Linked DNA regions of Mus musculus: region 1 is linked to region 2. The links are chromatin loops, found by intact Hi-C in ENCODE. Cell type or tissue: left cerebral cortex. All regions are shown on one strand. Links, peaks and the distances in the headings refer to the core of each region. The heading gives the core; the rest is flanking DNA.

Region 1 (16,712 bases), core at 3,020-11,019, 160 kb before region 2:
CTTCTATCCCACCAGTCATCAGCCAAACATCGTGACTGTCCCTGCTCCTCCCTTCCCCATCCCTGCCCCACGTTTCTGCATAAGGAGATCCATTGACTTTTCAATGAAAACATCGTGTCCTGAACATCATGTGTTAATAAGTATTTCAAGTCAAGTCACTCTTAGTGTTCACGTGGGGTTATTCTCTTCTGAGTATCTGTCTGGCAACAGGTGGAAAGCATATGGAAACAAAGACAGTTCCTGCCCTTGAAAGTGTCACAAGTCTGCTGTGAAAATTAGGAAGCAAAGTGCCAATCAGCATGGCCTGGGACATATACAAGTAAGATGCTTTGTAGATGCCTGTAGAGGGATGGCATACCCGGGCAGGGTGCTTAGAGAAAGAGGAAGTTGGCAACAGGGGCTTAGGGCCAGATGAAAGAGGATATCTTCACACAGAACAGGCCACATTATAGGAGTACCCATCACCCAGCATGGTAACCTTGAGTGAAACCTCCTCTCTACTGTAGGGGCCCCACCCATGAAATGAACACGACCCAGATATCGGCCTTGATAGAGCTCTGCAGGTTAAAGCATGCTCAAAACAAGGTCAAAGGTCTTTCATTCTCTTCTGTTGCTGTGTGTTCGCATAAGGCGGTGTGATCCTGGAGCAGTTGGCAACCATGTTAGATGATGAATGGGAGAGATGAGCTGGGCTAGTAGGTGAGGGACGAGACTGGTGTGCAGGAGCTCCCTCCAGCTTGCCTGCTCTGCAGACAGAGACCACACCGCCATGCACTAAATTCCACCCAGAACTCAGGACAAACCTCCTAGAGCCCAGCAAATGAAGAGTGGAGAACTCGGGTAGGTGCCCTGCTGTCTCCAGGCTGGCTCAGCACACAGCCTCAGGCGGCTTTAGTCAGTCAGCAAAGAGAGAACCGAGCCATGCCCAAGGCACAGGGAGGCAAGCCGAGAGGCCCCTGTGGGGGAAGAGATGTCATGGAAATAATTACAATGCAGATAATCCTACTTCTCCATCTAGCTCAAAATTACATAGAGATACCCATCATGCTGTATTACAGAGAAAGGCCCCATATAAAACTGATGGCTTTGAAATACAGTCAGAAATCCAACTGCCCCTAAGTCACTGTTTTCAAAATCTGCAGGGAATAAGATAAGGTTTATGTCCTCTATGCAGTGTTCTATAGGGACAGGAAGGAGAGAGCTCATTCTTAGCTTTAAAGTAGACCTTGTCATTCTGGGAAAGGGATGCTGTAAGTCGGTTCCCATCCCATCCCAACCTCTTTATCTAATGGGAAATTGCAGTCACTTGCAGATGACTCTAATTCCTTAGGAGGACTCCTAGTTCCAAGAGCTCACCCCACCTCCAACCCTGACCTTCAGAGATCCCCTCCCAGGCTGAATTCATTTTCAGTTCTTCCAGTTAGTGCTCGGCTGTGTGTCTTGCTGCTGTTTCTGCCTCTGCCTGCAGATGGGGTTGCTCCTCGCCTGCCCACTGCGCGGAAGCCTCACTGTTGTTCCACAGACACCTCACTCCTTGTGACCCCTTCCTGTCTGTCCGCTATCTCCCAGATACCACGTTCCCTTGCCCCATTGGTCCAGCTCATAATCTAGCACTTGCCTATCAATTCCAGTAAGACTTGAAGCACAACACACACACAGGAAAAGGAAACCTTCTTCCCTGGCCAAAATCTCTGTACCCAGTCACCACTCAGAAGACCCTTGAAACGTTCTGAATTCTGACAAATGCTCTGTGACTAGGTATTTGACCTTCTTTCCACCGTCAAAATAATAAACATCTGTGGTACAATGCATGGTAGATTGAAGGAATGCGGTAGCTTTGTATCAGATAGGAAAAAAAAAATGTACCAGGATTTCTTTGGTCTTCTTTTACAACTTTGTAAACAGGTTGTGTGTGTGTGTGTGTGTGTGTGTGTGTGTGTGTGTGTGTGTGTGTGTGTGTTGAGAGAGAGAGAGAGAGAGAGAGAGAGAGAGAGAGAGAGAGAGAGAGAGAACACTCAGGTACTGCTGCTTCTGTGGGGTTCATGGCACCTGGTACATGGTGGGCTGGAGGCATGTGAATGAGCAAGGAGAGATAAGGGTCTTGGGTTCCGTTTAGGTTGCCTTCTGTGTGCCTTATAGCAGGGGTGAGATCCTCACCCATCCTGAGGCCCGTTCTCTCCTTCCGGGAGCCTGCTTGCTTTTAACAGATACTGTTGAACGTCAGGCTTTGTACCAATCATTAGTAAAGGGCCTCCCTCCTGGAGCCCTGAACCTTTTTGGGGGCGTCACAGTGTCTTTGCCTATCTTTCCCTCTTTTCTGCTTCTCTGGATCCTGCCATCTTGCCAGAGGTCTCTCTCTCTCATCTTCAGCCAAAAGAGTCCGCTATTTCTGTTAGAGATTACCGGCTGACAAGACTCAATCCAGGAACAATTTGAACCCCTGCTTCATTGCGTGGGTTGTCTTTCACATGCCAGTAAGCTCTCAAGCAGACGTAAGCGAGTACTTTACATTTTATAAACTTGATTAAAGGTTGGAAGAGCTGCCATATTAAAAGTATTTTATTTCTGTGTGTTAGTCCTTTGATACACAGTTTGTGTCAGGTTCTTCAGTGCGCCATATGTAGGTAGCCCCAGTATGTTTGGGGAATAAAAGACTCAGAGACAGTGACTGCAGAGGTGGTGTTGGGTGAGGGTGATGTACTGGGTCAATGGAAGCAGGCAGGGTTGAAGCTGAAATGGGATTGTGAAAGTCAGTCATGCATGTCTATAGGGATGAGAGACACACTAGAGTTGACAGGCTGACGTAGGTGTGAGGTGCTGAAGGCACTGGCTGCATGGTCTTCTTGTGTGGTTGGGGACTTAGTAGCTATCGCTGGAACATACCAGGTTGCCAGGAGACATGTGGAGCAAGATGCAATAGAAAGACCAGAAGGTGCTAGGTCTCTGCAAGCTATGAGCCTGTCACTTTGTCCCCTAGCACAGGTGTGTGCAGTTGGAGCATGACACAGGGACCCCACATGCTGGGGCTGCTGTATTCCTTCTGAGTGTCACCTGGGTGTGGTGTTTATTACTAAAGGGGTTATTCAAACGTGCAGTCTCCTTATTAGACAAGAATGAAAGGCAAGTGCCCAGGACAGACCCACGAGAAGTTTACCGTCTATTTCCCATAGTTGGGGTGACACAAGCATGGCCTTTCTGAATTCAGCCCTGAACACAGTGCACCACCAATGTTTTCTGCCCTCACTTCAGCCAGTCTCTGCTGCACTGCCTCTGCCACTGTGTGTCCTGTGTGTGTGCCGAATCCCCGCCTGGGTGCTCTGGCCAGAAACCCACCATTTGGCCCAGATGTTATCATTGTTGCTTTGTCGATGTGTACAAACGATCTTCATCTTTCTCTTTTCCAGGACCTGCTTCTGGGGAGGCCGCTTAAGGACACTCACCTCACCATCATGCCTACTCGGCAAATGAACCACTGGCTCGCCAACGTGACAGTCATCAATCGATTATTGTTGTTTTGTCCCAGATTTGTGTTTTTGGAATGCTTTTATGAAACAGTGTGGTTTTTTTATTTTAATTTAGAAGGTTTTTATTTCTTTTTAAAGAAAATTCTATTTTGTTGTGTGAGAAACAAAAAAAAAAAATGCTTTGTATTGTAGCTAATAAAGGCTCCCCATCAAAATCTCTTCTATTTTAATATAGATGAAGACCAAAAATCTAGTTATTTCTACACAGCTCTATAAAGCTTGCATACTGGAGAGCCTTGTAGAACTCTTGGTCCTCACAAGACTTCAAGGACCTACACAGATTGCATATGCATGAATAACATCCATCTCTCTTATGGGCCAGTCAATGGGCTAGGCAAGAGAGACCTGTCCTGTCACAGCCTGTGATAGAGGCCTCAGCAGGAGAGGTACCTCAAGCAGAGCAGGGACTTTGGTGCTGCCTGTGATTTGAAATGGAACACAAAGGTCATCGTCTCTGTGTAGTGCCACTCTGTCCCTTCTTCCATTGGTTGCTAGTGTGTTGAGATTTTCACTCTGTCCACCCTGGGAGCATGTGTTTCATGCTGGAAGCTCACACAGCATGCTTCCTGATCCTGGAATTTCCAGAGCAGTCTCAAGAGTCGTCGAGGTATTGCTTTCTTCCCGAATATGTTGGTTTGGGATGCATCTTGGGTTTGGGACAATGTGTAACTACAGAATAACTTTGAACTGTTTTAACTTTTTCTTATCCTTTTATTATACATCCCTAAAACACAGCTGTCTACTCCTAAAGTTCTGACCTTTATATTTATCAACTATCCACCCTTCCATCTTCTATGTGGTATGGAAAGCTTGTGCTAGAGAACACAGCAGTGCCCTTTAGCTCTCAGGCTGCTTGTAAAACAAGGTGGGAACAGCAGCAAGGGGACAAGCTCGGGAGAGCCATAGCAGTTCAACATACCCTTTAGTCCATTCAAACAATTAGCAACCTCAGACTACCAGGCTATGATAAGATAAATGAGAAACTCTTTGCTCCCTTCTTACTTGCTGACTCAACTGAACCTCTGGGGCTGTGAGCCTTCCAGCTCAATTCTGGCCTGTCACCGTGATTCCACTTTTGATACCTAAATTCTGGCCTGTGACTTTACCACCTTCATTAAACACATCTGTATTTACTAAGAACGAATACATGCTACTAACTACAGGAACAGCAGAGAATAAACCAGAGGGAGTCCATTCCAGTGGAGACAGGCCCCCACCCACAAATGGAAGATGGGGTGGTGGTGGTAGAGCTGTGGCAACAGGAGAAAGCCCCACTCCACCAGGCCTGGATGAAGAATAAAACAACGCCTTAGCAGACCAATAACAAGTAAACAAGGGAGTTTCACTGAGACCCTGGGTATTCAAAGTTGCTGAGATGGGGGTAGTCCTAGTGCTAGAAGGATGGCAGGGATGCTCATGTAAGAAGTGGAAGAGTGAAAAAGAGACAGAGAAGAGTGGAGCTAGGGAGCTAGCTAAAGAGGATACAAAATGGAGGATTACCTTTGAGTTTAATGGATGCCATTAATGGGATGAGCAGAGAAGTTAAACCAAAAACCCAGTATGTGTCGCCCTGCCTTGCCAATTATCAGGCCATAAATCTGGTAGTATTCTCCAAAAAAAAAAGGCTAAATCTCATAAAGTCCAGGAAGGGAAGAGAAAGCCAACATAATGCAGGATGGCAGCAGTAGCCAGATTTCAGGTGAATTTTGAGAGGAGAGCACTTAGCACTGCTGGTGAGATGGAAGAAATCAGCTGGATGATGCAAAGAATCTGGTCCCAAGCCACTGAGAAGTACTGTCTTTCTGAGCAGGGAATATTGGTTGTAGGAGGAGCAGGTGATGCTTGTGTGAGCTGCACATCAGAAGAGGACAAGCTCAGCTAGAGAGAAAGGCCTGGCAGACAGCCTTTAGATAGAGTTCAATGATGCTATGCTGTGAGGATTGATGTCTGAGAAGAGACCCATGGATTTCTAAGTCATTGAAGGAGTGCACCAGGGAGTTGCTATGGGCTGAGAGCAAATGGGGTGTGGTAGTCCACACAAAGGATCTCAAGGGAAGAGGCTTGTTCCCTCATGCCAGGTGGGCTAGTGAGCCCCAGGATTGGTGGCCAAGAGAGTGAAGCAGTGGCTTGGATTAGATCAAGAAAGGAGCGTGGGTTTGTCAGCTCTTAGAAGGACTTCACCAAGGCTAGAGAGAGAGAGAGAGAGAGATACAGAGATGAGAGGCTTGGAGCCCTGTATGGAAGACAGTAGTGGGGTTACTTTCCCTGGCAGATGGTGAGAGGTCTTTGCTCAGGTGTTGGGCTTGACACCAGCAATACAGGAAAGACATTGGCAAGGGTAGATGCAGCAAAGTGGGGTGAAATTGCAGCCAGCTGAGCGAATGCATCCTGTGTCAATTCTGTGTCAGTAGGGCTCTACACTTGGAAGAGTCTTCATCCTCCTGTCTTAAGGCTGTATACCCAGTCACTTCACAGTGCATATCTCATCATGCATACTCCGGAAACTCCACAGCTTACCAGTCTGCTGTACATCTTCACCTTCTTTCCCATGTGCCTTTGTGGTTGTGGGACGACACCTGCTTATCCCTGTCTTAACTTCCTGCTCAGCCAATTATCCAGTAAATGACTTCTGAGTTCATCTTTACACGCAGTTGCTACTTGTTTGAAATTTTCCTGATAAGTAGAATGAGGAACTTCAACTACAGTGTAGACATTTGGGGTATCACATTCAAGGAGACAGGATTTCTTAGCTCCTGCTTAGGCTTTACTTTGGGGAAGGAGCTATGGGTCTCCTCGGTTTGTTTTCAGAAGGAACAAAGTAGGGAGAAAGTGGCCCTGGGATCCCACTGTCTCATTGACATGAGAGCTGGTAAGGAATAGAACTGGGAAGTCTGGTACTTGGGGGCCTCTGGTGTATGCAGTAACACCTGCATAGCTAGGCAGCAGCAGAGCTTCCACTCAGCACCCCATGCAATGGGCTGGAGTAGGCTACCTCAGTATAGCCAGTTGAGGACATCTCAACCTCCCATAGCATCTTCCTTTACACCACTGGGATGTCATTGCTGCCAAGTAAAGACAAAATTCACAGCTTTCTGTCCTACCTGTGCTCCCAAGCACTGCCTCCCTTCAGACTCTAATGTAGAGCTCCACATGGGCTGGGTTTCTATGTGCCCCTCCTGACATTTCAGCCAGCCAGCCATGGCACACCAAGGAAATGACAATTGGCATAACTCACCCGTTTTCCAGCTGCAGAAGTAGTGGATAAGCGCTACACCTGAAACCCATCAGAGTATGGTAGTCATGGATGGCTTCCATGACTGGCCAGTCCCTTCAGTCTTTGGGTACCTCCTTTCCAAGTACGCAACCCAAAATACCCCACGCTGACAGTCTATACAGTGGAGGCCAGGAGGTTCCCATGCTCTTTCTGCTTCTGCACATCTCCATGGAAAAGGACAAGGGAACCTGCTCTAACCTGGAGATATGAACAAATCCTAGTCACTTCCCAAATGTATCTGCTGGTGTCACACTGGCCTTAGGTTCTAGTGTTTGAATTTTGGATGGACACCAACCTGGCAAGAGAAGTGGACTATAGGACAAGATAGACGAACACAGGTGGTTGGTATCCCTTACTCGGTCTACAGCCTGGCCTCTAGTAAGTGTCCTTGGAATGTCTGCAGATCGAGAACAGCCACCTGTCCTTTTTGCAGGGGAAGATGCCAGGGGGAGTTTCTCAGCATAGAGGATTCAAAGAAAGTTTCTCCATCTGAAAGGCGGGCGACTCACCTTCTCTTTGGCTGAGTTAATTCTCAGAGGCTCGGGGGTCCCTGGCTTGACATCCTCTCATCAACGGCTCTCAAGCATGGAAGGCTGAAAATAACCTTTCTCTGGTTTGGTTTTAAAAGGATCTCAGCAGCTCCCTGTGGTTTTAAAAATAACAGCTCCTGGCTCTTTTCCAAGTGCATTTAACTACATTAGACCCTAAAGCGCTATGTTCAAAGTGACAGTCTCGTGGAGTTGTGAAAATGTGGCTGTGGCTGTGCCAAAAGATTTCCTTCTTGTTATTGGAGGATCTCTGCCTTAATGTGACCAGGTTGGCCCAGGCTGGACTGATCAGATAGATGCGCTGGCACAGTGCTGTTTTTCATAGCCCCTAATGGCTTCTCATCCTGCCCTCGGTGGAGATTTACATTGGTGCCTCACTTTGGCTCTGCCTGGAGAGTTTGCTCTGTCCGTTTTCCTAATTGCCATTTGTTCACCTGTCACTGACAAAACATAACCATATGGGTAAGAAGTTCCCCCTCCATACTACCCACAAAACCCAGCCTTCTAAATGCCTACCCCTGCCCCTGCCCTTGCCCCTAAATGCCTGTCTTCAACATACACCACTCACTTGAAGACTTCAGAGAGGTCTTCTGGTGACTCATTGGGACCCCTTCTATCACAGAGTCTTGGGAGGCTTAGTGGGACTCTGGGCAGACTCAACTGGGCTGGCTGTTACCCATACCTCTCCATTCCTTGTCATGTGACTCCTCCCACAGCCTGCCTCAGAAACCTCACAACTTGGTAGCAGCTTCCCCAACACAGCTGGTTTAAGAGAGAGCCTTTGATAGAAGGGAAGATGAGAGAAGCCATAGATATTTCAACCCTATCTTAAGAAGTGACATTACATCACCTGTGGTACATGCTGTTGGTCACAAGCAACCTTGGTTGGAGGTAATCACGTAAAGTTATGAACAAGGGGGTAAGACAACTAGGGCCATCTATAAGCTGGTTTCCTACTGACCTGTGCATCACACATATGATTAGTATCCTTGTCCTCAGGATAGGACAGCAGAGGCTGTCTTACAGGCTATGGGAAAATTATGGCACGTATGCTACTCTCTTGTAGTAAAACCCTGCGGCATGGTGAGAACTGGATCTCTATCAACTATCACTTACAGTAGTACTTCTCCCATATCCACATGAGATATAGCATGTAGGTATAGCCATTCCTTGGCAGCAGTCCCACTCACTGATGCTCAGATCCCTAGTGTCTTAGTAAAGGTTTCTCTTGTTAGGACAAAACACCATGACCTAAATGCAAGTTGGGTAGGAAAGGATTTATTCAGCTTATACTTCCACACTGCTGTTCATCACCAAAGGAAGTCAGGACTGGAGCTCAAGCATGGCAGGATACTGGAGGCAGGAGCTGATACAGAGACCACGGAGGGGTGCTGCTTACTGACTTGCTTCACATGGCTTGTTCAGCCTGCTTTCTAATAGAACTCAGGATCATCAGAGCACCCACAATGGCCTGGCCCTTCCCGCATTGATCACTAATTGAAACAATGCCTTCCTGCTGGATTTCATGAAGGCCTTTCAGCAACTGGGCCTCCTTCCTCTCTGATGGCTCTCACGTGTTAAGTTGACACACAAAACCAGCCAGCACCCCAGCTTCACAGACCTAACTGAAAGCTATGCTATTTCTGTAAGATCCTGTTGGAAGCATCATTTGATGCTTCTTCAGGTCTCCAGTATTTAACTTGTGTCATCTCTTCGTACCCTGCTTTAGACTGCATTTCCTGGATGTCTAACTATCTCTGCACCAAGATCTTTTGATGCTGTTTAATTGTCTCTAGAGTAAACATCAAACTCCCTACGGTCTGAGAACCCTCTCCCTTCTGGGCCAGCTTACCTTCCCAATGGCTCTTCAGTCTTCCTCCTGAATTCTTAAGTCTGCCTGTGCTGAACTCTCACCACACATACAACCAGCTTTATATCTGTCCTAGTCTTCGGGGTTTGTTTCCCTTCCTCTGGAGTCTGCAGTCTTCATATCTGCACTTTATACCATCATGAACTCTTTCCTTTTCTTCCAATATGCTTCCCAACAGTGTGGCACTGCCCCTAAGTAAGTTATCTCTGCTAGGAGCACTTCCCATGAACTTTCCTTATCCCCAGCCTAACATTGGTCACAGCATCCCAGCACCCACATTTATATCCATGGGGTGGGTTTCTAACTGCAAAATGTAGTGAACAGAGGAATTTGTGCCTGTTATATACTTCCTTGGGTCCACTAAAGTGTCGCATATTCGCTAGACCTACACAAAGTGTCTGTGTCTGTGTGTGTGTCCGTGTGTGTATGTCCTGCACTTAAGAAGGACAGACTGATGCACCATTATCCTTCCCTGAGTCCCCAGTGGCCTAACATGGATGTGAGGTTGAGATGGGGTCAGATTGACCCTATTTTGTGGTCTCTTGGAGGATGCTGTTCTCAACCACAGTGCAAGTTGATGCATTTTTAGAGTCACAGTTGACTTTACAAACTGAAGGTCGTTTCAGCTTCAACAGTGACCACTGCTTCCTCTTCACTGAATCCCTTCCAGCTCCCCCCTTCATATCCTCTGGGCCAGCTCTGGAGCTGCTCATGATGGCTTTCAAAACAGCCAGCCTGCGGGAAGAGTTGGCCATGCACTGGCCATGCTTGAAAGTCAGTTCCCATTCTATGTAGGAGGCATGTCTAGCCCTTAGGTCCTTCAGGATAATACCTTAAAAGAGAAGGAAGTATGATAGGAACACACACAAATTAAAAACACACCTTCACAAGACCAGCACTGTCTTGGGCCTGAAGTGGAAAGTCCTGCTCAAGAACAATGGTGGCTCCCATGATAGAAGATTATGTGCAAGGAAGAAGGGTGGGAAAGTGCCCAGGTGCCATTCTGCAGAGGTACAAGCTGGCCTTAACAGTGTTTCCCTCCAAGACCAGTTAGCAGACTAGGAAACTTTGTCATTTTACAAACTGCTACTCCCTCCCTGTAGTGCCTGCCTGTGTCTGTTGTTCATTGCCTTTAATTCATACCTCATCCTGTGATGTCTCCCCAAGTCATCCAGCCAAGAGAGTAGTCCAGCTGCAATTGAAATCTGGCACAACATGGGTCCCTTTAGCTGAATTTCCCCCAAGGCAGTAGCCTCCAATGGTAGAGGAGGATGGCAGCTGTTCATGACGCTCACACTTGTACCATGTGATTCATGACACACACACACACACACACACCTCCCCGTCTTTGCTGGGATTTACTCTCAATTTCTTTGGCTGACTCATGATGCCCTTGCCGACTGAGGACTTGGCTCTCCTGACTCTCTTCATTCCACTGGGATCCTAGCCACATTGGGAGCCAAGCAGCATGCTGGAGCCAAGCACCAGCGGAGCCCAAGAGGTTCTTCTTTTTCTGCCAGTATTGGACACTGGCTGCCATATAGAACGTGGCTTGCCTGGCTCCTGATCTTGTATTTGAGAGCTGAGTCTCAGAAACCAGGCTGCTGTGGTTTGGTTTCTGTGGCTGCGATAAATATCACAACCTAAAGCAAGTATGGGGAGGAAAGAGTTTATTTCACCTTTGACTCTAGATAACAATGCATCGTCGAGGGAAGATAGGACAGAAGCTCAAGTAGAAACCATATAAGGAGACTGCTACTAGCCTTGTTCCCCGGCTTATGCTGACCTGGCTTTCAGAAGAATGAAAGTATGCCACTGTTGCTCATGTAGTCAGTCCCTCATCCAATGCCCACTGTGCCCCTGTGGGGTCCAACCTGGGTGGAATACAGGACATTCCTTTCTTAAGCATCTCTCAGGCTTTGCTCAGGAAGCAAGAAGAAGAGGTAAAGAGGAAGATAGATCCCAAACACACCCAACGCTGTGAAATCCAGAATCGGGCAAAGAACATCGAGCTCTCTCATTTGCTATTTCAACCTAGAAAAGGCTGACATCTCTTCCAAATGTGATTCACTTATCTGCCCTCCACCCTGCCTTCCAAACCTTGTTGTCCCAAACAGCCTGCAGTTAGTCAGGGGATGGCAGTGTCCCAAACCCCAAAGGAAACTTCCTATAGTGGGAACAGAGTAGATAGTGAGATGGCAACTTCTCCCCTTTGTGGTACTCAGAGATGAGTACAGGGCTGGGAATATGGTAAACTAATTCCCACGTATGTGTGGGGGCCTGTGTTCAGGCCCTCCACCCTCAGAGTCCATACAAAAAGCAACTGTCCATAATTCCAGCACCAGGAAGGCCAAGAAAGGATCTGTGAAGTTCAGGGCCAGCCAGTCCTAGCTGAAGTGCTCTTCTTAGTGTATGGAGAGAGAGCCTGTCTCTGACAAACAAGATGGAGAGAGATTCAGGAAGGTACTCAGTAACAACCCCTGACCTCTGCACATGCGCACATGGCACACACATGCACCCACACACAAAGAGAAGAAGAAGAGGAAAAGGAATGGAGAGGGGAGGGCAGAGGGAGAAGGAGAGGGAAAGAGAGAGAGAGATAACTGCAAATATTCCAAAGAGGAAAAGAGAGGATGACAAATCAAGGCAGCCAAACTCTACTTCATTCGTTCTCTAGCCATCCATAGTACTATGAGTGCCAGAGGAAGGAAGAAACAGTATTATCTATGAAATTCCCAGGGAAGTTCACCTAGACATCACATCTGTGTCTGTGTCTGTGTCTGTGTCTGTGTCTGTGTCTGTGTCTGTGTCTGTGTCTGTGTCTGTGTCTGTGTCTGTGAGGGATACAACACTGGAGAATAGCAATAACATAATAAGCAACACTTATTGAGACCATGAAGGCCCAACTGAGGTTAGCCATTCCTTCCAGCCTTTAACTTCTCCAACTTAAACTCAAGGGTTCAGCCATATCACACAATGCTCCTTCCTTACTTTTTTTTGCTCCACAAATCCATTACACTGAACAATTGAAGTCAAATTGTAGACACTTCAGGAAACTCTTCTCTCCTTTGTTAAGCAGAGATTAAACAAGATGCTTATGTTTTGGCATCCATGTGGTCATGACCTTGTCACTTCTGGCTCACACAGTGTGGAAGTTTGTTTCCCTAGTCTGCATGGACACCTGGGTTTCTAATTTCCCTCCATAAAGCAGTCACCTGCATCAGTAAGCTGCCTTCTTCAGGAGTCAGTTTCCTGGGGAGTGGAGGGGAGTGATGTCTAGGAGTGGGTTCCCATCTTCTGTGAAACTCACCAGGCCCAGTCTCTGCGTTTACTGGAAACTGTGTGGAAGTGACCAAATCTGCTTTTGGTTTGATGTCCCAGGTTCAAACAGTAAGACTTAATCTTTACTATTTTGTAGGAAGAGGCAATCCAATTAGCTAGGAAAACTCGCTCCACATTCCAAGCTCATCACTGTATGATAAGGACAGCTGTGCAGGGAAAGGCCAAGGTGAGGAGTGGGGGCCACAGTGGACTTCAGATTCAGCAATTAATTGGGCAAAACCTACAATTGAAGGGCTGAAGAGATGTCTCAGAGGTTAAGAGCACTGACTGTTCTTCCAGAGGACCTGAGTTCAAATCCTACCACCTACGTGGCAGCTTACAACTGTCTATAACTCCAAGATCTGACACCATCACACAGACATACATGCAGGCAAAACACCAATGCACATAAAATAAAATTTCCAGTGAAAATATGAATCTGGCAGATCCCTGTCACCATTGAAGTAAGCACAGGACCCTGCCTCTGCCACAGATTTGCTGGGGCTGCAGAGCCTGCTAGCAGGCTATGCATGGGCAGGCTTCACATTGTGTGTGCATGGTAAGATGGGGTTATTGCATCTCAGAGCAGGAATGCTCCAGAGGCAACACTGCCCCCGAACTAAGATAGAGCAGGCCTGGACCCCACACTTCCGGACTATTCACTTATCCCCAGTGATGGTATCCTTTGTGGACATGGACACAGCTTACCGCATCCTGGACCTGTGCTTTGAAGCCAGTCCTATATCCCTCTGAGCTTCAGTTTCCCTCAGCTGTCAAGCTGGAATGACATTAGATTAGTGGGAATCATAAGAATAAATGAAGGAACACCTTTCCCAAGGACCTCAAAGAGCAGCTAAGGGTTGGGCATTATCCCAACAGCATGCCATATGAAAAGTACCCTTCAATCTCCTCAAGCCACGGAAATGGGACAGAGAGGATGGTGTGGTAGACACAGATGCAGAAGGAAGGGGGAAAACAGAAGAGACTCAGCCTGTGGAGGACACATGCAGACACCTGTCTGATCCATAATGGCTTTCTATCTTTAGATGCCTGTTTGTGACCTGCTTTGCAAATAGATGCTTCACAGAAACAGAATCATTCTGGAGGACAGGAGGAAGGGTGACATAAGGGACAGGCAGGTCAGCAGGGCTGCGACCTCCCTATTCTCTAAAAGAACTGATCTTATGAGAAGAGTGCCAGAAAGGTCAGCTGTGAGGGCGAAAGAGATTACTACAGAATGGAAGCCTAGATCCTGTCCCTTCCTGGGGCCATTTTGAGGGCATCATTTGGTCCAAATCAGTTATCTGGGTCTTGTAGGAATTGCAGTAAATATAACCAAAAAGGTAGGAAAACAAGGGACCAGGGAGATAGCTCAGTCTGAAGAGAGCTTGCTTTTCAAACATGAGGATTTAGTTCAATTCCCAACACCCATATAAAAAGCTATCCATGGTAGCATTTGTAATCCTGGTACTGGAGAAGCAGACACTGGTGGGTGTTGGGGCTAGTGTAATCTAATCGCAAAGGTCTTTAAAGGAAGACATTGTGAGGATCTCTGTTGGAGAGAGAACACATGAAATGCGTCAGTGCAGGAAGGTTCCCTGAGCCAAGGAGCATAGCAGAAGTTGTGAGGTGTCAGGATGGACTATTTCCTATAGCCTCGAGAAGCAGCAGGCTACTCCCACTTGGGTTGTAGCTCATGAGACTCATATTGAACTTATAACTTGCCGAGCTAGATCGCAGTCTGTGCTGTAACCAGCTTGGCTGCAGCGGACACAGATGCACACATCTATGAGGTATCTGCAGCCCTGGGTGTACAGGGAAGAGACCCATTCTGGAGTTTGGCTGCCCTGCCTTGATGCCCCTGCATCTGCTGTGAGCTGGAAAGCCTAGGTGCACTCTGCAATCTGTCACTCCTAATTTTCTGACCTGGATTTGCAGATAGATTTTTTTAAAAGGCTGTTTAAGAGGAACCTCAGCAGGAGATAAATGGTAGGGAGAAGTCAGGACAATTTATTTTTCATTTTCCTAAACTACCAACAACATTTTACATTGGAGGGGAAGAAAGCATGCTGTCTCATCGCCTCTCCAGAGAAATGTATTGTTCTTATTTGGTGCGTAAATGAATTCATAGAAGTTGGTGGACTTTTATAGTTTTAACTGACTGAATTCTGTCTTTGGTATTCACCTTCTCCTCCCCCCACACACCTCCACTAAAGGATTGAGGGTGGGTTCTGACGATGCATATTATAGCACAGAAGGATAGAAGGGAAAGACGCGAAAGTGGAGAAAAGGTTACTGAGGTTGAAGAAATGATATATAGCCAGGTAAGACTGATGGCCACATACCTGAACCAGGCCCTTGAGCATTCTAGCATTCAAGGTGAAAAGGATGAAATGAATAAAGCTTACTGTCCACAAGAAACATTCCTCAGAGTGTGTGGAGGATCACAGGGCAACAGCCTGTGGGAAGTGTTTTCAGGGTGGTGGGGAGTAAGGAATGGGGTAGGAAGGAAGGGAAACAATCTTAAAGGAGGCAAGACCTGGGAGTTAGTGTAGAGTAGGGAAGAAGAAAAAGCCTTGCAAGCAGAGAGCAGGAAGAAGTGTGCCTGGTGGAGAGTAGATGTGTGTGGTACCAGGGCAGTGCTCACACTGTGGACCAAGGTAAGTCCAGGATGGGTCAGACCCCTTGCCATGCTTCAGACCTAGAATGTGTCCTGTGGTCAATGAGGGTCCTCAGGAGTGTAGGCCAGAACATCAACAGCTCCAGCCATCATTTATAATGCTGCAGGGCTCTAGCAACCATGCTGGAAGAGCACACCTTGCAGCTTGCTATAGCCTCAGCCATATGGTCAACGGAAGGATGCTTATGATGACATAACAATGACAGTGCATGCCAGTGAAGCTGTGGTTCTCCTACACTCGGGTAGCATTCCTGGACCCCCCGGGCCCACAGCCCTACTAAGAGGCACAGGGAAGGTGGGTAGCCATGCCAGTAGTCATGAAGTAGGCATCTACCCCTACCTCCTAGCAGCTGTGGATCAAAACGGGATCTGACCAAATTCCAGAGCAAGTGTTCTTTTGCCCTCAAGACATTCTTGGAACAAACCACTTGGCCTTAGTGCCCTATGCCCCTCAGGAGAAGGAGAACAGGTCTAGACACTGTAATTGATGTTCAGCTTCCAGACCAAGTCCAACTCAAGATGAGCCCTATTGTCTCAGAAGCCATGTCACTCTTGGAGACCTCTGAACCCTCATCTGTAGAATGAGCTGCAAAAGAATGAGTTCAGAGTCATGTAAGGGCCGCACGGGAGAGCTGGGGGAAAATTCTTAGAGCAGGGCTGGTGAATTTGTTACTATTTCCTTGGCTGCTTAGTTACCAGGAGAGTTGGAAGGTCAGGTCATCAGACTGAATGAGAACTTTCATTTTAATAAGTTACATTATTGACTAAGAGAGATGCTAGAGCTCTATCCATTACTTCCGTTTCCCTTTCTTGGCCTATCCCAGCAAAGCCAGCTTCCCACGTGTCCTTGGAAGGCTGACATTTTGGTTTACTTCTTGAGCCATGCTTAGCAACCACTCTTGGCTATAAGGAAGACTCTTTTACAGGGGTGGATAACCTTCAGGAAGTAGTCCTTTGCTCGAAAGAAAGAAAAAAATGGATACTTTTTGAACACCAACAATCACTACACAGGAAGATGCTACATTGATCTCTACAGCATTGATGTTCAAGCTTAGTTCTTACCTTGGACATGGAGAACTGCAGTTTTTGCATCAGATCCCTGACCATCCAGAAGCTAAGAAGAAATGCAAGATTGCTCAGTTTGGGAGGAGCACCCAACCTTTCTTGTTATTACATGTGCTCAGCCCTTTTCTAAGGAATCTTACCAATGTGATTGGGTTCACTCAGGGGGGAACCAGGGCTCTAGAACTCGCTCTGGATATACTCCCTCTCCAAGCCCTGAGAGACCCCAGGCTGCAAGCAGGACCCACTCTGACCTGATAGCATCCCCTATAATGCATCAACAAAGGGCTTCAAATGACAGCCTCCACTCCCCCTACTCTCTCATACTGACCATCTCCCTGACTGTCAGTATTGTCTTTATAGTTCCCCCTAACTGGACAGAAGGCAGCCTCAGTGGTAACCTGCCCAGGGAAACCCATAGAAGACAAAGTAA
Region 2 (16,712 bases), core at 5,490-13,489:
CAAACAGATTAGAATAGATGTTAGTGTGAACTTGTTCACATTCCAAGTGGTTCCTTCCAATGTTTCATATATGATCCAATCCAGCTCATGAAGCAAACTGTGATTCTATAAAGCCAGCTCTAGGATGCTGTTCTTTCCCCTTTCTACCTAGAGCATTTTAAATATATTCCCCCTTAATATATACTCACTTAGAAAAGCTTCTTCAAGATCTCCACTCATCCTTAGTCAAGTTGTATTTCCTCCTAATACATTTCTCAAAAGTGAGTGCACCACAGAAAATAGGTTGACCTAATCAGATAATGGAAGGGCTACCCAACTTTACACATTACACATCTCATACCCAATCAAGATACCCACTACATGTAAACATGCACTTAGTGTTAACCTTTAGTGGGATACTGACAGTAGTGATATAGCTTTGCCTTCCAGTATATGGTTGTCATGAACATCCAGAGGACTTAATATGTAAAATTGTTTTATTAATGATTTATAAGATGTTTGATGAGTAGAATCCTAGCAGTCTTGAATCCTCCTGTTGGAAGATTACATTCAGTTATGAATACTGGCAAGGCCTCCCTCTAGTGCCTAAATGTATCATTTAAATCATGAAACACAAAACCAGGAACATGGTGAGCCTCCAGTGGACATACCATTTTTAATGAATCTAATTTCTGAAGTACTCAGAGGTAGACCAACAACAGTATGCAATAGTCTTAATCTGCTCACAGCAAAACCATTTGTAACTGTTACATTTTAGCTGTTCTGGAACAGCATACCAGTTTCCTTTAGGAACAATCTCTCTGTCTAAATTAATGTTAGATTCTTTTAATTATCTGTGTTAGCAAAATAAGTCCTTATGCTTTGATCATTCATTTAACAAGTCTAAATGTATTGCACAAAGTTTGTACACATTCTCTTAGTATAGTCTCCAGTTTCATATTGCTTTTTACCCGTTGATATTTTTGTAAGGGATAAAGAAACTCAAGGGAAATAACTTGTGATGGAAGCATTGGTCTATTTACTCTAGATCTCTGTGAGGCTGGAAGCGGAGTAAGAAAGTACGGCTTATTAAACTTTGCCAGGATGAGCTTTCCAAGTTATGGAATCTCACATCCTCCTCAAACTGCTTGCCTGTCTTTGATAATGCTCCTGAAATCTGTGGTCTACTCCCATAAACTGAATACTCAGCAGCTTCTTGGAGGACTGTCCTAGTTAGCATGAATCATCAATTTGACACAGCCAGGAGTCAGAGGAGTCTCATCAAAGGATTAAAGGAATCTGATTTCACTGCCAAGATCAGATTGATCTGTGGCTTTTTTCTCTGAGAGATTGTCTTAAATGATAATTTATGTGGGAGTGCCCAGCCCACTAGGGGTAGCATGGACCCTAGTCAGGTAGTCTGGGCTTTAGTCTATGAGATATTCAGAGAGTAAACAAACAAGCTTCATTCCTCTGTGATTTCTGCTCAGGTTCCTCTCCTGACTGCCCTCAGTGACGGATGTTGATGGAGAAGTGTAAGATGAAATAAACAGTTTCCTCCCATAAGTTGTTTTTTTGGCCATGGTGTTCATTTCACCAACAGATAACAAACTAGAACAAAGGCATGCTTCCTTTGAATGGTGCAACTCTTAGAATGTTCTTTCTTAAGCCAAGCACAAATCCAACCCATCTTATCGTACTTCATATATTGACGACTTTACTCCTATGAGGGCCCAGAGGCATTTTAAAAGTCTTCCAGATGGATGTTTTGTGTACTGGATTTGTTATCATTATTCTTTACTTTTCTAAGGCTATCATCTTGAGTTCTTGGGGAATATATCTGGATGAATCCAAGCTATTTCCTTCTCCACTTTGCTGGTCTTTTTGCATTATAACCTGTCTTACCTTTCTATGGAGACTGCAAAACTCCTTGTGACGATGCATTAGCTTCATAGGCTATGACATAGGTTATGAATTCATGATTACAAACTTATGTGCATGGTATTGTGTTCCTTCTGCCTGCCTGCTTTCTGTTTCTTTGTTCATCAATATTTATGCTGGCTAATTTTTTTTTATCAACTTAACACAATCTAGGATCATTTATATAAGTCACCATAAACAACTTCAGTTGGGGAATTTCCTCTATCACTCTGACCTGTAGGCAAGCCTTTGGGGACATTTTCTTGTTTGAGAAATGCAGTAGGGTCAAGTGCACTGTGAGAAGTGTGAGCCTCAGGAAAGGTGATTCTGAGTTGTATAAGAAAGCATGGTGATCTATCCATGAAGAGAAAGCCCATGAGCTATTTCATGGCTTCTGCTTGAATTCCTGGCTACAGGTTCCTGCCCTGTTTGACTTTCTGCCCTGTTTTCCCTCAATGATGAACTGTGATTGGCACCTGTAAATCAAATAAGTCCTATCTTCTCTCAGATTGTGTGTGGTCCACATTTTGTCACAGCAAGAGAGACCCAAAATAGGGCAATGTTTGTGAGGTTCTGGAACCATCCCCTTTTCTCAACTGAAGCTCTTAGATGCCGAGCTACCTCAGGTCTTCATGGTTCTCTCCCAAAATTTTTGTAGTAATCATATATTAAGAAAGGTGTATTTTCACAGAACTCACAGGATCAGTACTACCGGCAGAGCTTGATGTGACTTCCTGAGCCACACTGGACCTGGGGGCTCTGAAGTTAAATTTCATGGTCAATCTTTCTTACTTTGAAGTAAAGGGATTCTTGTCATAACAGTTGGTGACATGAAGCTGCAAGGCCGAAGAATTTGGCTGAGTTTGCACATGGGAAATGGACCTTCTTTTGAATATTCAGGTATAAATGCTTTAGACGGCAGAAACTGAAATGGAGCAAAAGAGATCCTGGGCAGAATACTGTAAATATATACTACAGCTCCTTACAGTGCAAGGTTTCCATACATTCTGCCCGACAAACTGCCTTATCCTAACCAGCTCCCTACTGAGTGAGTGAGCTTAGGAGCCTAGTGATTCCCTCTTGTCCAGATGAGAAATACATCACAATGTTCTGAACTTCATCCATTCTGTGGCTAGCTCTCTATAAACACACAGTTCTTAGGCCTGACCTGGACTGTAAGCACATGGTGAACAGATGAATGAAAATCATAATATCTGTCTACTCTTTCATTTGTTAATGCATCTACAATAGAATTGTGGGAACTTCTCAACCTTTGAGACCTGAGTAGGCTGTCAGATTGGAACAAATGAGATATGAGGCCTTACAATACAGGAAAGTAGCTGCATTTTGTGTTTTTATCAACTGAAAAAAAAATCAGGAAATATATAGTAGTGTCTAAGCACACACCACCACCACCACCACCATCTAAAAAACTCATGGCTGAGTTTGATAGCACAGTTCTGTAACACCTGCATTTGAAAGCTTAAGATAGGAGAATCTTAAGTTCTAGACACTGCTGAAGAAGAAGGAGGAGGGGTTGGAGAGGAAGAAAGGAAAGTGAGAGAAACACATGGCAAAGTAAGTAGATCAAGATATTTCTTAGGCACTGACAGTTTCATGACAGCCATGGAACCACCAACAATCATGATACTTGCTGACCCAAATACAGACAAAGTGAAAGGTGAAAATAAGCATATAAGTGATTTACTGCAGTTGTAGGAGACCAAAAGTCAGGATTGTTTAGAGGGCAAAATCAGTATCTTTCAACCCTTGTGTTGGTTCACGCACCCATTATAAAAAAAAATTATCTTGAGCGCATGTCCCAGGAGACCTACAGAAGAGGAGGTTGGTGAAGCCATGGACTCAGCATGGCTGTTTGTTTTTCCATTAAACCAAGGTCTCATGCAATAACTCATTTCAATGGATGAAAGGATGGGGTGGCTATGGTGTTCAGGGTTCCTGTTTCATGTCCTCCACTAGAATCTTGCTCAGGACTCAATTTCTTCATCTCTTGGGAAGTTCATTTCAGTTGCTTTGGGGAAAAGATAGGGTCAAGAGTTTGTAATGATTCCCTGTTGGATCTGATATTCAGGCAGTAGCGAGAACTGATGTAGTAGTTATTCATGTCTCAGAGACATCTGCACATGTCTGTCCTTCTACCTTGAGTCTTTATAGACAGATCTTTACATGTCTGGCTGCTTTTCATTCAAAGCCCTTTGAATATTTGACCACAGGAGATTAGATTCTAAATCCATGCATCCCTAGGTCTCCTGTGGCCAGACAGGTTTTAGGGGTCTTACTTTTTCCACCCCTATATATGATAGGCACATTTTCAAAATCCTGGAGGGAGATTCATAAACCGGATGCCTGAGGCACACAGGATGGTAAAAGGGCAGGTAGGTGAAGAAAGCAGAAAGAAACGGCTTAGGACAGACACACAAAGGTCTCCTGGAAAGAACAGCAAATGCCAGCTCATTTTATCCTTCCCCACCATCAGCATCATGGTCAAGGTTACAGAGGGGGATCCCAGGCAGAAATCAAGTGTCCCCCGCCATGCTTATGTTGGGGAATAGCTCTTCAGTCATTTGGGTACAAAAGTCCATTTATATCAATAAAACAGTCCTGTAAGCACAATGCAAATTTCATTACTGGTACACCAGGCTAGATGAAATGCCTCGGTGAGTCCTTAAGGAGAGCACCATCATTACGCCTGATTTGTGACTTTATAGCCATGGAGGATCAGGGTAAGGAGTCAGATTGGTTTTTTACAACATTAGCACTGTGAAAGGAAAACCCAGACCTCACAGAACACATTATTGTTTTTTTATGCAAAACATAATATGTAAAGAAAGCTTTGATCTGCAGGAGCCATGAATCAGAAGTGACATAAACTCTGCACCATGTCAGGAGAGCTGGGGGTTAAGGAACCCCTCCCTACACCTCCCCCACCCTCAGAGAGGAGAGGAGAGGATTGCTGACAGGAAAGGGAGACCCAGCCTGCAAACAGTTGACTTCATTTGCTTCACCCCCCCACCCCTGCATTTCTCTGAGCTTTGTTTGTTTGCTTTTCATTCCAAGTATTCACTTGAAATTACCCTAGGAAAAGGCTGTGTGATGAGGGACTGACCTGGTTTTAAGAAGCTTACAAACCTAGCTAGGCTTGTTTTGTAACAGGAAGTGACCTGGCCTGTAGATTAAAAAAAGACAGACCAAACCAAAAGAAAAAAACCCAAGTGTTTTAGAATGACAAGATTTACTCTGGGGGTCATAGCCAAGGTACAGGAAGCATTTAGTAGGGAATAGAGCAGGCTTTATGATGAACACAAATTTGTGCCCTAGCTCCCTTTCTTTCTGAGCTGATGATAACTTTAGAGAAGTTAGTTCCCTTCTTTAATCTCAGGCTTTCTTATTTACAGATGAGAAATAGATTGTAATCCAGTATTCAATGTCTCTCTTGGTGGCATTGTCATACAGGCACTGTTCAATAGGATAGAGAGGTATGGACCTTTGTCCTTGTGCTATCAGTGGGTCACAAGGCAAGATCCTTGTATAGCATCTCAGGAATGAGAGCATATGAGATCCATGGCTGGATCGTCCTCAGCGTGGGTGGGCATTTGTAGTTGGGATGATGAACTTCCACAGAGCACCTAGCCTCCAATGGGAGGCAGAGTTCTCTGCAGCTGAGTGTTGTTTATGGTAAGGGATCTTCTTTAAATCTTTTCTGTCCCTTTCCTCTTTTGGTAGAGATGAACAATCTTGGCTGCACTCTCAAATAAAAGAAAAAATTTAAAATATTGAGTTGCATTCCTACTTCTCTAGGTTAGTGAGATGCTAACTTTCTCATATTTGAGAGTGAGATGCTGCCAGCAGCATATATGTTTCCAGTGGAGGCCAATGGGTACCTAGAGCTAAGGAATGGTCCTCTTGCCAGCTTCTACTTCCACATGCTGCTTAATTGAAGACACTTGTTTCTCTTTCCAAAACCTAAGCCATGTATAGCAGCAGAGAGGTGATCAAGGAGGCTCATCCATGCCATCCAAACGAGCTTCCATTGCTCTAATCCAAAGCCATATAACCTACTATCTTGGCTTCATCTTCATGATTGTCTTCTCACTCTCTCTGCTACAGTTCCACTACACTTGCCATTGTTTCTAGCACACCAGGCTTTTTCTCATCCAGATGCCTGGAAGTTTCTTCCTTTGACAGTAGAGTAACAGTTTATATTAATGTGCAGTCATCAGATCAAATTACCTCTTTTCCCCTTCCTTCTCTCTTCCTTCATTCCCAGGTACTCTCACTCATAAATGCTTATGTTTTCCCTGCATGGAACAGTTGCTCAGTGAAATCATTTGTATGTCTACTTCATTGAACAAGACTTGTGGTCTTTGTGCTCTGTATGACCGGCTACCTCAGGGTGAGGGCCATGCTTCTCATGGGTCCTCATGAACAAAGATCAGGTGAGTCCTCCATCCCACTACTTAGACTGAGAGGAAAGCCAAGGTCTTTTATTAATTTCTCCCTTTGTCTACTGCAGTATTTCCCATGTCCTCTCTCCATAGTTTTATGTGCATGGTAGGTATACACTGAAAGACTTGTTGGAGCTGCATTTTCAAACACCGAAGGAAGATGCCAGAAGACGCTTAGGATCTCAACTTCCCCCCTCTGACAGAAGCAAACATTTCTTTAGGTTCCTGTTCCATTATCAGCAAGTATGAGGGAAAAATAACCAAAAATGTTTCAGTCATGAGCTGTTTACATGCTCTGCTCCATTTCCTTCCTTGAGGGGGTTTATTAACTAAAATGGAAACTCTCTCTTTGGAAAGAATTTAATGTATTTTCAAAACACGGTGGACCTCAGCACACAGGTCAGCCAGTAGCAGGTCCTATCTCTTTTGCTCTTTTCCTTGGCCCAAAGCCTTTCCCTCAGGCTCATGAATCAGGTACTCTCCAGAGTCTTGGGCCTGGAATGAAAGCTTGAGGCATCTTGGTCACAAATTAGAAAAATATGAAAATACAAGAGACAGAAAGAAAAACTTTAAGCTTCAAATCTGAAAAAGGCTGTAGTAATGAAGGCAGAAGCCCAGCTGTGGACTTCAGTGCAGCAGATAGAATTATACAGAAACCAATAGCATCCCCCTTCCTGGACACACCCACCATCCAGAAGCATCCTGAGCTCCAAATATTTCTTTTCCAGGTCCTGAGTTACTTACAAAACTCACTCTTCATCTTTCTCTTTTACAACCTTCAAGGATTCATCAGTGAGGCTGTTTCCATACCATGGTGGTTATTTGTCTAGAGATAAGATCCAGAATATCTAGGTGATCTATGTACAATCAACTGTGAACTTATAGACTGGGCTCTGTTCCGATATTCATCAGTGCTGGTGCTGAGAGGAACATGCATATAGATCTGAGTGCATATTGGGTTCTCAAGCACCAGAGTCCCGGCAAAGCAGAGCAGCACAGAAGAGAAAGTGAGAATCATTATGGTGAGATTTGACTCCCAACCCTGAGCAAATCTTTCCACTTGCTAGCAGCAATTTGGTCTATACAACGAAGAAATTGGAGGTGTGTGCATCTCGGATTCATTTTTCTTTCCTGGGCATTATCATCAAGTGTAGGGAAAATTCTGGCGCGGATGTCTCTGTCATGAGCTGCTTATATATGCTGCCGCATGTTTGTTTGCCTGACACTTGACGTGCTGTTCTCCAAACCCATGAACGGTTACATGGTTAATGTCACTTTCAGAGGTGAAAAAGAGAAGTTACTATGAGTACATATGGCTACATTGTGGGCAGCTCTTGGTAAGATTTCTTCTGAGTCGGGGGGATTGATTTTTGCTTGGACTCTTGCATAAAAAACGAAGAAACAGACAACAAAGAAAATGGGATCATAAGTTTGGCTTCACTTTCACCAGTGGGTAGCCCTCTTAGCACCGTTTCCTTATCTGTGAATCATATTTTGGATGGATACCTTCCACAGAGGGTTGTAATCCACTAAATTAAATAACGAATATGTAGAGAGCATGGTGATGTCACTCAATGGGGAACATGCAGTGCCTGGTCCCTCACTCCTCAAACTTAAGCCTTTCATGTTGAGCAGACCACTGGATGTGACATTCCTTGATACATTTTACATCTGTCTCAGTCACAGGAGTGACTTCCCTATTAGGCACAATCGGCTTAGTTCAGATTTTAACTGCCTTTCACGAACATTTACTTAAAGTATGAGGATGGAAGATTCTGGAGGCAGGACAGCTGCCCTAGGCCACAGTGGGCTGGGACCAGGGACAAGTTGATTGTGTTCTGTAGATCACTTGATGTTCTAATTTGGTTGTTACTCTAAGCTACGGCCATCAGTTTAGACCTTTGTGTGAATAGAAAGAGGTTATTTTGACCTCTCTCTACTCGTTTGATTTCTGTTTGTCGAGACCTTGGGTAGAAAGAGGGAGAGTAATTTACAGCCTGCTCGAGTAGCCTGCAGCCTGAGCTCCCACTCGGCTAGGTCTTGACTTGCTCCCCAGCATCTGACTTTGAGAAAGACTTTCCATCTCCTTCCTGGTGAGCTTCAGGGGAAGCAGATGACATGACCTCATCCGTCACTTACTCCAGCATTTCATAACCCTCCTTGACGTGCACTCCTTCTGGAGCTAACCTACATTCTGCCACCACCATTTATTATGCCCATTCCCTCCAGGCATGTGGTACCAGCCTTATTCAAGAAAAGATGAATACCCCGCTCATAATCACCCCCTCCTTTTACACAAAGTCACCCCTCTGCCTGCTATTGTTTGTTATTTAGAGAACCCTCTTACAATGTGACTTTTATTGGGTTACATTTCCCAAGTGTGATTGAATCTCAGACTCATTGTTTGCCAGAATTCGAACTGTATGCCGAGCTTCTCTCCTCAGACAGCCTTATCTTTGCCCTGAGCAGTGAGTTTTTTAAAGAGGTTGGTGTTCAAGTTGCCCTACGCTTTGGTCTGATAGAACCAGGGACAGATATAAGCCTTGGAACATACTGAAAATGGTTTTGATAGGCCCATGTCCCTGTTGCAGATGCATAAAATAGTTCTAGTTCTGACTAAGCCATCAAACCACATCAATGCATGTGCCATTCTGGAAGTTGCTGGGGACCAAACATCATCAGGAACAGAGCGATATTACAGGATTAATCTGGAGACCATCTCTGAGACAAGAGATGTGTATTTCGCCCAGTCTCAGTTTTTACTTTCATTCATGGATCTTATGATCAAACTTGCATCGTTTAGATTGGATTCTCCTATCATCTCTTACATTGTCATTCAGGATAAGCTGTGCTGCACTATAAAAATGGGGGCTTTAACATCTCAGTGCATTTAATGTGAGTCAGCAGGGGTGGGAGGCTCTGCTCACTGTAAGCGCTCAGGGCTGGGGTGATGACATCTACCATCCAAAGTGTTTTGGAGATGCTTATTTCTATGCTAGAAGGAAAGAAGGAACAAGAAGAATTGTGCATAGGTCCTTGAAGTGGAGCAATGCCAAGTCTCACATTTCATGAGCCAAGACTAGTCACTGGGAAAAAAACCTAACTCCATCAGTAGCAGAAACAGCTAGAGCACCATGTATCTGCCAGCAAGGCAAGAATGATCTGGCAGACAGAAGTGTATTTTTTTTTAACATCATCAGTTCTCTTTTCTTTCCAAATGGGCCAAAATAATTCTGTAAGTCATCCATTAAAATGAGAAGACTACCCAAGCATGTATTTTAATTTACACTATTTAAATAGAAAAACTCTGACCTAATGAAGGAAAATGGTTTGCTCAGGATCACACGGGGAATCAGTAACACGGTTTTATGAGAAACCAGGCATCCCAATTTTTTTTTCTCCTTTACTCTTTTGGGTCACAATGTGTTGCAGGTATAGTGTTTTGCTGATTTACCCATGTATTCATTTGGGACTCTAAATCAACAAAGTTAGTAATTTTAGCATGAAGAGCTAAAAAGTAGTCATATTGTAGTTGACTATAATCACCAAGAGACCTTGAATAGTTTTTGAGTATTTGACTATTCCTGGGACTTGGATAATGAGAAAGATGTATACTTTCTTCTTAGATAGGGTCTGAGTCAAGCAGCGATGCTTTCAGTGCACAGTCTCATAGTTTGAGTCATGTGAACTGACCATCTACCAATTAGACAGTGCAACATTAGGCATTTAAACTGGAAACACAGTGACATACTTACTTTGGACAAATAGCAATAGCTTTGCAAACTTTATGGTATAAACTCTGTTATTTTTTCATTAGCTCTTTAATTTTCATTTACTCTTTAATCTTCATAATAATTTAGTAATAAAAAATGGGGCCACAGGATATAGGGAAAATATTGATGATTACATAGGCAAAATAAAAACATCTAAAATGGTAAAGCTAGGAAATAAAGAATATTTTATTTTTATTATCATACTTATTTCTTAGGTAGAGACTCTTATCATAGTGGCCATTTGCTTATACATTTTCGTCAATCTTCCATGATAATGATGTGTATGGTCTGTGAGCACAGGGTTCTAGCCTTTCAGTTACCATCTTATCCACACACTTACCACTATAAAATGATCTGGTCATATTATGGATAGAGAGTACCAATAGAAATTCTCTGTCACTATAGGTCTGAGTAGTCTGAGTTTTAGGCACCAGCTTTCTCACTGTGATGGTTAATCTTGGTTGTCAAGTTGAACACACTTTGAGAGGGAAAGCCTCAACAGAAGAATTACCTCCACTCCATCAGATTGGCCTATGTGCACATCTCTAGGGACATTTTGTTGATTGTTAATTTGATGTAGGTGGTCCAAGCCCATGGTGATTGCTATCCTCTCTAGGTAAATGTCCCTGGACTGTATAGGAAAGGTGGCTGATCTTGAGTCTGAGAGTGAACCATTAGGCAGTGTTCACCTGTGGTTGTACTTCAGTTCCCATCTCTGGTTGCTGCATGAGCTCCTGCCCTGACTTCCTTTTGTGATTGACTAAAACCTGTACATCAAGTAAACCCTCTCTTTCCCTTAGTAGGCTTTAGTTGTGATGTTTCTCACAGCACTGGAAAACAAACTAGAATCGTCATTTTGCTTTGTAAACTGGGTTTAATACCTGTCACCTCTTTTCCTCCATTTCTGTGGAATGTCTTTAATGCTGTTCACCAAATACCTTATTTTCATAGTCTATACATCTCTCTTGTTCTTGCATTCACTTTTGCTCCTCTTTCCTTCCTCTCTTCAGATCTTTAGCTTTTATCTGCTGTAATGGTAGTTTATAAATACTCGCTCCAAAACTTCTGTTTGTAGTGTGACTCCAATTCTGAAATGAGAATGTTCACCTCAGATGTAAAGCTGAGCCCAGTCTTTGACATGGTGTCATATAATCTCATTTACCATTTCTACTCATTAAGAAACGGAAATTTCCTTTAATTATTTCATTCATCCAATTTTAATTTTGTAATTTCACTTTGCAATATAATAATTGGATTTACCATATCCAGACCTTACTAAAAATTGATATAGCCCATAATGTGCTTTTTGGTCGGGATTGCCTGTGACTTGCCAATGGAGCAGCAATATCATTAATTAGTAAATTTGTCAAGTGTGTACTGAGTCTCCTTTGTAGCCAGCATTTGGCTAGTTATGGTAATGTAATGAGCAAGACATGATGTCTTCCAGAAAAAAGCTTGCAGATTAGTAGGGCAGAAAGATACATAAACAGAAAATCACCATGTTTAGGTAGCATAAATGAAGTTGGATCTGTGCCTGAGGGCAATGGGAACAGAAAGCAGGACCTGAAATTCAGCCTTTGTGATTTTAGAAGATAAATTCTGAGATAATGTTAGGGTTAAAATATGAACTATTCTTCCTAAGGCTCAAGTGGGAAAGGCTTACATCCCATGTTGTGCTGCTGGTGAGGTATTACAATTATGGCTGCAGGAATACATCAATGAACTGTTAAAAGGGCATAGCTTTAAGGGTATCTTCTTGTCCTGGTTAGTTTTTTTGTCAATATGACACAAGTTCTTCTGGAGACAAGAACCTTCTATGAGAAGATGTCCTCATCAAATTGACCTCTGGGCAAATCAATGGGGCATTTTCTTTCTTTCTTTTTTTTTTAATTAGGTATTTAGCTCATTTACATTTCCAATGGTATACCAAAAGTCCCCCATACCCACCCACCCCAACTCCCCTACCCACCCACTCCCCCTTTTTGGCCCTGGCGTTCCCCTGTACTGGGGCATATAAAGTTTGCAAGTCCAATGGGCCTCTCTTTGCAGTGATGGCCGACTAGGCCATCTTTTGATACATATGCAGCTAGAGAAAAGAGCTCTGGGGTACTGCTTAGTTCATATTGTTGTTCCACCTATAGGGTTGCAGTTCCCTTTAGTTCCTTGGGTGCTTTCTCTAGGTCCTCCATTGGGGGCCCTATGATCCATCCAATAGCTGACTGTGATCATCCACTTCTGTGTTTGCTAGGCCCCGGCATAGTCTCACAAGAGACAGCTATATCTGGGTCCTTTCAGCAAAATCTTGCTAGTGTATGCAATGATGTCAGCGTTTGGAAGCTGATCATGGGATGGATCTCTGGATATGGCAATCACTAGATGGTCCATTCTTTCATCACACTTCCAAATTTTGTCTCTGTAACTCCTTCCATGGGTGTTTTTTTTCCTATTCTAAGAAGGGTCAAAGTGTCCACACTTTGATCTTCGTTCTCTTGAGTTTAATGTTTTTAGCAAATTATATCTTATATCTTGGGTATCCTAAGTTTCTGGGCTAATATCCACTTATCAGTGAGTACATATTGTGAGAGTTCCTTTGTGATTGGGTTACCTCACTCAGGATGATGCCCTCCAGGTCATCCATTTGGCTAGGAATTTCATAAATTCATTCTTTTTTTTTCCATTTTTTATTAGGTATTTAACTCATTTACATTTCCAATGCTATACCAAAAGTCCCCCATATCCACCCACCCCCACTCCCCTGCCCACCCACTCCCTCTTTTTGGCCCTGGTGTTCCCCTGTACTGGGGCATATAAAGTTTGCAAGTCCAATGGGCCTCTCTTTCCAGTGATGGCCGACTAGGCCATCTTTTGATATATACGCAGCTAGAGTCAAGAGCTCCGGGGTACTGGTTAGTTCATAATGTTGTTCCACCTATAGGGTTGCAGATCCCTTTAGCTCCTTGGCTACTTTCTCTAGCTCCTCCATTGGGAGCCCTATGATCCATCCATTAGCTGACTGTGAGCATCCACTTCTGTGTTTGCTAGGCCCCGGCATAGTCTCACAAGAGACAGCTACATCTGGGTCCTTTCAATAAAATCTTGCTAGTGTATGCAATGGTGTCAGCGTTTGGATGCTGATTATGGGGTGGATCCCTGGATATGGCAGTCTCTACATGGTCCATCCTTTCATCTCAGCTCCAAACTTTGGCTCTGTAACTCCTTCCATGATAGCTGAGTAGTACTCCATTGTGTAAATGTACCACATTTTCTGTATCCATTCCTCTGTTGAGGGGCATCTGGGTTCTTTCCAGCTTCTGGCTATTATAAATAAGGCTGCTATGAACATAGTGGAGCATGTGTCCTTCTTACCGGTTGGGGTATCTTCTGGATATATGCCCAGAAGAGGTATTGCTGGATCTTCCGGTAGTACTATGTCCAATTTTCTGAGGAACCGCCAGACTGATTTCCAGAGTGGTTGTACAAGCTTGCAATCCCACCAACAATGGAGGAGTGTTCCTCTTTCTCCACATCCTCGCCAGCATCTGCTGTCACCTGAATTTTTCATCTTAGCCATTCTGACTGGTGTGAGGGGGAATCTCAGGGTTGTTTTGATTTGCATTTCCCTGCTGATTAAGGATGTTGAACATTTTTTCAGGTGCTTCTCTGCCATTCGGTATTCCTTGGGTGAGAAATCTTTGTTCAGTTCTGAGCCCCATTTTTTAATGGGGTTATTTGATTTTATGGAGTCTACCTTCTTGAGTTCTTTATATATATTGGATATTAGTCCCCTGTCCAATTTGGGATAGGTAAAGATCCTTTACCAATCTGTTGGTGGTCTTTTTGTCTTATTGACGGTGTCTTTTGCCTTGCAGAAGCTTTGCAATTTTATGAGGTCCCATTTATCGATTCTCGATCTTACAGCACAAGCCATTGCTGTTCTATTCAGGAATTTTTCCCCTGTATCCATATCTTTGAGGCTTTTCCCTACTTTCTCCTTTATAAGTTTCAGTGTCTCTAGTTTTATGTGGAGACCCTTAATCCACTTAGATTTGACCTTAGTACAAAGAGATAGTACTGGATCAATTCAAAATCTTCTACATGATAACAGCCAGTTGTGCCAGCACAATTTGTGGAAAAAGCTGTCTTTTTTCCACTGGATGGTTTTAGCTCCCTTGTCAAAGATCAAGTGACCATAGGTGTGTGGGTTCATCTCTGGGTCTTCAATTCTGTTCCATTGGTCTACTTGTCTGTCGCTATACCAGTACCATGCAGTTTTTATCACAATTGCTCTGTAGTACAGCTTTAGGTCGGGCATGGTGATTCCACCAGAGGTTCTTTTATCCTTGAGAAGAGTTTTTGCTATCCTAGGTTTTTTGTTATTCCAGATGAATCTGAGATTGCCCTTTCTAATTTGTTGAAGAATTGAGTTGGAATTTTGATGGGGATTGCATTGAATCTGTAGATTGCTTTTGGCAAGAAAGCCATTTTTACCATATTGATCCTGCCAATCCATAAGCATGGGAGATCTTTCCATCTTCTGAGATCTTCTTTAATTTCCTTCTTCAGAGACTTGGAAGTTCTTGTCATACAGATCTTTCACTTCCTTAGTTAGAGTCATGCCTAGGTATTTTATATTATTTGTGGCTATTGAGAAGGGTGTTGTTTCCCTAATTTCTTTCTCAGCCTGTTTGTCCTTTGTGTAGAGAAAGGCCATTGACTTGTTTGAGTTAATTTTATATCCAGCTACTTCACTGAAGCTGTTTATCAGGCTTAGGAGTTCTCTGGTGGAATTTTTAGGGTCACGTATATATACTATCATATCATCTGCAAAAAGTGATAATTTGACTTCTTCCTTTCCAATTTATATCCCCTTGATCTCCTTTTGTTGTCTAATTGCTCTGGCTAGGACTTCAAGTACTATGTTGAATAGGTAAGGGAGAGAGTGGACAGCCTTGTCTAGTCCCTGATTTTAGTGGGATTGCTTCAAGCTTCTCACCATTTACTTTGATGCTGGCTACTGGTTTGCTGTAGATTGCTTTTATCATGTTTAGGTATAGGCCTTGAATTCCTGATCTTTCCAAGGCTTTTATCATGAATGGGTGTTAGATTTTGTCAAATGCTTTCTCAGCATCTAAAGAGATGATCATGTGGTTTTTGTCTTTGAGTTTCTTTATATACTGGATTACGTTGATGGATTTCCGTATATTGAACCATCCCTGCATCATTGGGATGAAACCTACTTGGTCAGGATGGATGATTGTTTTGATGTGTTCTTGGATTCTGTTAGCAAGAGCTTTATTGAGGATTTTTGCATCAATATTCATAAGGGTTATTGGTCTGAAGTTCTCTATCTTTGTGGGGTCTTTTTGTGGTTCAGGTATCAGAGTAATTGTGGCTTCATAGAATGAGTTGGGTAGAGTACCTTCTGTTTCAATTTTGTGGAATAGTTTGTGAAGAACTGGGATTACATCTTCTTTGAAGGTCTGATAGACCTCTGCACTAAACCTATCTGGTCCTGGGCTTTTTTTGGTTGGGAGACTGTTAATGACTGCTTCTATTTCTTTGGGGGATATCGGGCTGTTTAGATCATTAACCAGATCTTGATTCAACTTTGGTACCTGATATCTGTCTAGAAACTTCTCCATTTCATCCAGGTTCTCCAGTTTTGTTGATTATAGCCTTTTGTAGAAGGATCTGATGGTGTTTTGGATTTCTTCGGGATCTGTTGTTATGTCTCCCTTTTCATTTTTGATTTTGTTAATTAGAATGCTTTCTCTGTGCCCTCTAGTGAGTCTGGCTAAGGGGTTGTCTATCTTGTTGATTTTCTCAAAGAACCAGCTCCTGGATTGGTTGATTCTCTGAATAGTTCTTCTTGTTTCCACTTGGTTGATTTTGCCCCTGAGTTTGATTATTTCCTGCCTTCTACTCCTCTTGGGTGAATTTGCTTCCTTTTGTTCTAGAGCTTTTAGGTGTTTTTTCAAGCTGCTAATGTATGGTCTCTCTAGTTTCTTTTTGGAGGCACTCAGAGCTATGACTTTTCCTCTTTGAAATGCTTTCATTGTGTCCCATAAGTTTGGGTATGAAGTGGCTTCATATTCATTGAACTCTAAGAAGTCCTTAATTTCTTTCTTTATTCCTTCCTTGACCAAGGTGTCATTGAGAAGAGTGTTGTTCAGTTTCCACGTGAATGTTGGCTTTCTATTATTTATTTTGTTATTGAAGATCAGCCTTAGTGCATGGTGATCTGATAGGATGCATGGGACAATTTCAATATTTTTGAATCTGTTGAGGCCTGTTTTGTGACCTATTATGTGGTCAATATTGGAGAAGGTCCCGTGAGGTGCTGAGAAGAAGGTATATCCTTTTGTTTTAGGATAAAATGTTCTGTAAATATCTGTTTCTTAACTTCTGTTAGTTTCACTGTGTCCCTGTTTAGTTTCTGTTTCCATGATCTGTCCATTGGTGAAAGTGGTGTGTTGAAGTCTCCCACTATTATTGTGTGAGGTGCAATGTGTGCTTTGAGATTTACTAAAGTTTCTTTAATGAATGTGGCTGCCCTTGTATTTGGATCATAGAT

The links. Hi-C counts contacts between places; a loop is a spot of excess contacts. Peaks named below come from ENCODE experiments on the same cell type or tissue, not always from the same donor. Only the 100,000 strongest peaks of a DNase experiment are listed, where the experiment ranks them.
Region 1: a loop joins it to region 2, with 2.4 times the contacts of the local background. A loop is called at or near these places in 2 of 42 quality-filtered maps.

Annotation. Positions count from the first base shown.
Region 1 is chr15:69,097,537-69,114,248 of GRCm38, forward strand. It overlaps a transcript of Khdrbs3 not described here. Among named protein-coding and RNA genes, the nearest start is that of Gm31550, 88 kb to the left of the region's middle. In left cerebral cortex, for the core only: no CTCF peak of the experiment used is centred there; DNase peaks (open chromatin) are centred at 6,970, 7,514, 8,095, 8,416 and 2 more places; H3K27ac peaks cover 276 bases.
Region 2 is chr15:69,252,745-69,269,456 of GRCm38, forward strand. No RefSeq gene overlaps it. Among named protein-coding and RNA genes, the nearest start is that of 4930504C09Rik, 9.4 kb to the right of the region's middle. In left cerebral cortex, for the core only: no CTCF peak of the experiment used is centred there; a DNase peak (open chromatin) is centred at 9,417.